2 separate regions of the Homo sapiens genome follow, and region 2 is linked to region 1. Evidence: read pairs that join two places in POLR2A ChIA-PET (ENCODE). Cell type or tissue: OCI-LY7. All regions are shown on one strand. Each heading gives the region's core, and the rest is flanking DNA. Links, peaks and the distances in the headings are about the cores only. Region 1 overlaps KCTD3 (potassium channel tetramerization domain containing 3). Region 2 overlaps USH2A (usherin).

Evidence for each region. Peaks named below come from ENCODE experiments on the same cell type or tissue, not always from the same donor. Only the 100,000 strongest peaks of a DNase experiment are listed, where the experiment ranks them.
Region 2: POLR2A ChIA-PET joins it to region 1 with 17 read pairs; 2 of 35 experiments call an interaction of 5 or more read pairs at or near these places.

What each region holds. Positions count from the first base shown.
Region 1 is chr1:215,567,989-215,570,811 of GRCh38, reverse strand. The region is part of intron 1 of KCTD3 (potassium channel tetramerization domain containing 3); the gene reads right to left. Among named protein-coding and RNA genes, the nearest start is that of KCTD3, 2.1 kb to the right of the region's middle. RefSeq lists an enhancer at 2,434-2,823. In OCI-LY7, for the core only: no CTCF peak of the experiment used is centred there; no DNase peak of the experiment used is centred there.
Region 2 is chr1:215,873,755-215,876,577 of GRCh38, reverse strand. The region is part of intron 43 of USH2A (usherin); the gene reads left to right. Among named protein-coding and RNA genes, the nearest start is that of USH2A-AS2, 200 kb to the left of the region's middle. In OCI-LY7, for the core only: no CTCF peak of the experiment used is centred there; no DNase peak of the experiment used is centred there.

The DNA.
Region 1 (2,823 bases), core at 319-2,818:
GGTTTCAGCAAAGGACTAAAGAAATTTGCATACCCACAGTTATACTTCATGCAACTTGCCTCCTACTAAATTAACTTGGTAGCAATCTAACTAGTTATTTATTCTGCACTGTAAGTACTGATAATGCCACTAACCCTTGCATTTCACATTTATTACTTCAAATTCCTATAACAATCTGATAAGATTGGTACTACTGTCTGTCACTTTACATTTTAATAGACTAAGTATCAAAATATTTGTCCAAGGTTGCTAGGCTAGTTAGAGATAAAGCCTGGGAATTGGAAACATATACCTGACTCAAAAGCTCTTTGTCCAGGAGTCCTCAATGGCTAGTCCCAGCCCTCTTGCATGAGGCCCAAAATCACACTTGCCCATAACAGAATTAATCATAAATTCAGTCATAGTGAATTCACTTCATTACTTTTTGTAAATAACGAATACTAACAATTCTAAATGAAACTTCATCTACTCTACTTTCTGAATCACCCACAAAGTATTAAACCATAAAAATTAGTCATTTCTATAATTCCTTTGAGTATATCCATTTTCATGTCTATTCTCCTGAGGGAAAAAAAAAAAAAGACCTTACCGATAGCATATGCTTCTCTGCTCCCAACAAACTCTCCTTTTGAGTTTTACTCTATCACTTCAGAACTTCAATTCTATGCCACAGCAGTTCCTGAACTTCAGTGGCAATCATATCAGGATTTTTCTCTTACAGTGGCTTAAGTGACTATGTTACACTGTGTTTTGTACAAGATACAGGTGACTTCTAGATCTCATCTAGCTCTAAAATGCTGCACGAGTGTAGGATTCAAAGCAAATCTAGAAAATATTCTTAGAATATGGAGTCGGATGTTGTTTTCTACGGGCCATACCATTACTACTTATTTTATAAGCCATTTTATCTTAACAATTTTCTGAAGTTTTTTAATGTTTCCATTCCCACTAACAATTTCATGTCTTGTAAACTGTTCAAACCAGTAATATATGTACTATTTTGTATCTTTGCTAATATCACTTAGAAAAAATTAGAACCTGATAAGCTCAAGTTTCATAAATAATGTAAACACAAGATAAAATGTCACAGTGCCAGGCTGAGACAGGAGAATGGCGCGAACCTGGGAGGCGGAGCTTGCAGTGAGCCGAGATCGCACCACTGCACTCCAGCCTGGATGACAGAGCGAGACTCTGTCTCAAAAAAAAAAAAAAAAAAAAGTTACAGTGCCAAGATAACTGCCTTATGAGTTAAAACTTTTAAATGAATTCTGCAGTCTCTAATAAGAGTTCACTCAGTATTAAGCCATCCACATAGTAAATAACAATACTGCTTAATTTTTACAATAATACTGTATGTCCTTGTGAATGTCTGAATAGAAATATATTAACTATCGGCCAGGCGCGGTGGCTCACGCCTGTAATTCCAGCACTTTGGGAAGCCGAGGCGGGAGCATCACGAGGTCAGGAGATCAAGACCATCCTGGTCAACGTAGTTAAACCTCGTCTCTACTAAAAATGCAAAAATTACCCGGGCGTGGTGGCGCGCGCCTGTGACCCAGCTACTCGGGATGCTGAGGCAGGAGAATCGCTTGAAACTGGGAGGCAGAGGCTGCAGTGAGCCGAGATCGCGCCACTGCACTCCAGCCAGGCGACAGAGCAAGACTCCGTCTCAAAAAAAAAAAAAAAGAAAATTAAAGAAAAGAAATACATTAACTATCAATAGCAAGTAGAAACCAGTGTAGGGATTGTAAATGATTATACTGCTACTCTTCAGTATAATCAACACACATTGCAGGCCTCCTCTTTAGGGGTATTCCACAAGTTACCAAACTTCCAATATTTTAACGTGATTTTAGGAAAAACTCCATTTCTTACATTAGGAGACATAAATCTCCATAAGACTGGTTTCTATACAACTGCAATAACGTTGTAAATTATCTAAGTTTTGATTTGGGGGAAGAGGAAAAACCCTAAGAACGAAGTACCATGGTTTTCTGTGTTAAATTCTAGAAAGCTATCAAATGTTTAGGATTAAAGCACTACAGTAGACATTTTTTATCACTATGGTTCTAAGACATTAAAATACTTTTAAAATGCTGGTTGAAAATCATATTCTCAAGCACAGAAAAATTAACTGTATTCCAGAGCATTTCCTTGTTTATCTCCTTACCAAGCCTAAAACTCAACTAATCCTTCTTTCAAACAGCTGGCAAACTCCCTTTTCTGAGAGGAGTGACTCATAAGTTATAGGAAATCCACAAAAACTACGATTTTTTCCCCCAACAAACTTAATAACAGGCACAGAAGGGGCGGGGGGGGGGGGGGGCGGAAGGCCAGAAAGAGAACAGACAGAGAAGAGCATTCAGTCTGTTTACTCCAAGGGCGTCACACCGTGCCAATATCCAGAGCTTCCTAAAAGCAAATGTTCAAACTGCAGTTTCTGGACACACTGTCCTAGAAGTTGAACAGATCCTTCAAGCCCATGCACCAAGAAATTCTGAAAATAAATAACTAGGTACTGCAAACCTACTGCACTCCCATCACAGAAATCTTTCAAATTACAAATCCCCTAATTAGGCGCGGAAAAGAACACCGCACTCTTCCCTAAGAAAACCGACACCTCGTTGACCAAAGAGAAAGGAAAGCAAGTTCATCTCCAACATCCAAACCACAAAGCCAGGTTTCTACTAAATAAAGTCCTCAAATACACTCTAATCTGAGATGAGGTAAGGAAGGCTGTGTAATGGTTCTCCTTGCCTGTTGGGAGGGGCAAAGGTTGGCATTCTAGGACAGCAGCTACTCTGCCACATGGGCCTGGTCCTC
Region 2 (2,823 bases), core at 69-2,568, 310 kb before region 1:
CAGGGGTGCGGTCTTCGTGACTCTGTCTTCAGTTCCTAGCATGGTGTCTGGCACATACCAGCACATAGTGCCCTACACCTGAATACTTAAAAATAGGTTAGCTCAATCAAGAATTAATTCACTGCTCTGTACCTTAGGAATATTAGCTGTAGTGTTCTTCTCTCTGGGGAATGGCAAAACTAAGGAAAATTCTCCTGTCCTCTTAAAAAGTTGTGGTGGGAAAACATCCTAGTTCTTGTAAGATTCTCAGAGAGAGGCATCTCGTAAATCTGATCAAGCAACAGAATGAACTATATGAAACTGCCACTTTTATAGGTGAAGATTGGTCAATTACTAGCAGATCCATGTTGCTTATCCTAAATTATAATGCTCATTATACTATTCTCAACTACTTTTAATTCATTATTTACTTAATTTGGCATCCCTATATGATTATCACTTCAGTAGAATAAATTCATTTATTTTTGCTTATTTGTGCTTACTGTGTGCTGAGGCACTGTGATAAGGAACAAAAGATAAATACATCTTAGCCCTTGACCTCAAAGAACTTATAATCTAGTGGAGGAACCCTTCCCCCCGCCCCCTCCATAGAGAGTGTGATATAATATGTATTTTTATATATTATATACATTATTAATTATATATAATAATCAATATATATTATATATTTATATATTGATTATTATATATAATTAATAATATATATAATTAATATATATATTAATTGCTGTCCTCAGAGTTATCTACAAAGTCACCAATTCTGCCTAAAGAAATCACTTCAAATAGTAGCTTCCTGTGACCTATGAACTCTTAAGTGCTTAAATATAACTATTTCAAAAAATAAATAGAACTTGACTCTTTAACATTACTGAATCTGAGTTTTAGCCATGAGCTACTCAGCAAAAACAAAGAATAAGTTTCCAAAAGTTAATTTTGTTTCTTTATACAAGAAATGAAAACTTATTAAATAATTAGGACCAAGGCCATGAAGTTAGTTATGAATTTTTAGTGATTCCTCTAAGGATTCTTAATGAGAAGTTCAAATCTAAGATTTCAGGAAAAAATAAAGTGAATTTCCACAACTTAAATTGAAACATGAATTGACATAAACACACCCATGACAGCTGCTTCCGGAAGGGAAGTGTGCAGATAACAAAATTGTGTTAAAGGGATATTTTGACTAGTTTCATAATGCCAAATGTCATTTTTTTCCGGTAGTACTTGCACAGATTTTTTTTATTTATTAAAATAACAGCTACAACTTACATTAAGCTTGTAGAAAAAAAAAAAGCATTTCTTCTTAACATTCAGTGTAAATGGCGTGAGTCTTTATAAGAATCTCTTTTTCTAGCCCTCTACCCTTTATAAGTCCATAAAAAGCTAGGAGTGCCTTTAGCCCAAGGGGGAGTGTCTTGCAAATATGAGAGAAAACCAAAACTTGATCCCCTGGCGGGCAGGATATTTTTCTCTTTAAAGGAAGTGATTTTGTTTGGTTAGATGGTGCCACTGGCCACCTTGGCAACATCCGGGGCTCCTTGTTCCTGCTGGTCAGCTAGTGGTCTGTCAAATTGCAGAGGGGGATGAAGCTGAGTGTTCATCATGTGTTGGTTCACCCCTGTGTTACTGTTCCTTCATGGCCCTTCCTTTGCCTATATTTGTTTTGCTGATTTATTTGTTTGGCCAGGTATGTTTTCCTGGGTTTTTAATTGAATTCTAATATCTTTGGGAGGATTATGTAATTTCCTATTCTCCCCAGATTCCACCATCCCAATTTCCTTCTTAACTTAACGTCTGCATAAATAAAAGGAGCACTGAAGTGTTTCTTACCATCTTGACTTGAATATCACCATAGTTACATTTAGAATCAGCTTTTAAATGGCACTTCTCCTGATATAAAAAGTAAAATTAAGATTCACTAGACATCTCTTTATGAATATATTTGTGACAGTAAATATAAGTTGAAGCCAATTTCCTAGTTCAAGTGGTCTATTTTGGCTAAGTATGTGTTTATAACGCATAGAAAAGCACCAATTTAATTTAAAACATCATTATATTTGGAACTTCAGATCATTCTAGTAGTTATTTTTTCTTTTATATCTACATGTACAAAACAGTCTCAAGTCAATTATCCAGATAATTTAATTCTAACAAAAATACTTTTTGCTCTTATGATTATCTTAGGTAAGGAGTAATTTTTGTCTAAATTGCACAGCTAGTTGCCTCATTATCGAATTTTGCTCTGCCTGTGTAGACACGAATTCCGTATAACTACAGGTTTATACTGCTTGTCAGTTTCTAACTTTTCTTCCTTAATAATTCCTTGCAAAGTGAGCAAGTTATGGTTGTTGGGGGAACTATAACTTTGGGTTTCCTGACATTTTCATCACTTAGAAAATCTGGCGAACGTGCTGTTATCATCTGAAGCTGCCGAAGTGAGTCAGGCAGGGTTTAACAAGAGGGCGGCGACCTCCTTCATTTTAAGCATCAATCTACCTTCACAATTTTCAGCACCTAACAACACTGCCTTGGTTCCTAAGTGATCAGATAAAACTGCTAAGAATACAATGAGCATGTTCTCCTTTTCGTTGTGGATTTAAAGAAGAACAAGTTATAATAAACAATAGGGTTATTTTACTATTATAGAGAAAATATTGACTGTCAGATTATAATTTAGATTTATAAATTAGCTTTCATTAAGTTTATGAAGGAATGTATGTTCTAATTGCTATTCCTTTTAATTATTTATACATTTCTCAGAGTATTTTTTTTTTTTTTTGCAATGACAATTTGGATGGAGACCTCTATGTGATTCCTCGAGAATCC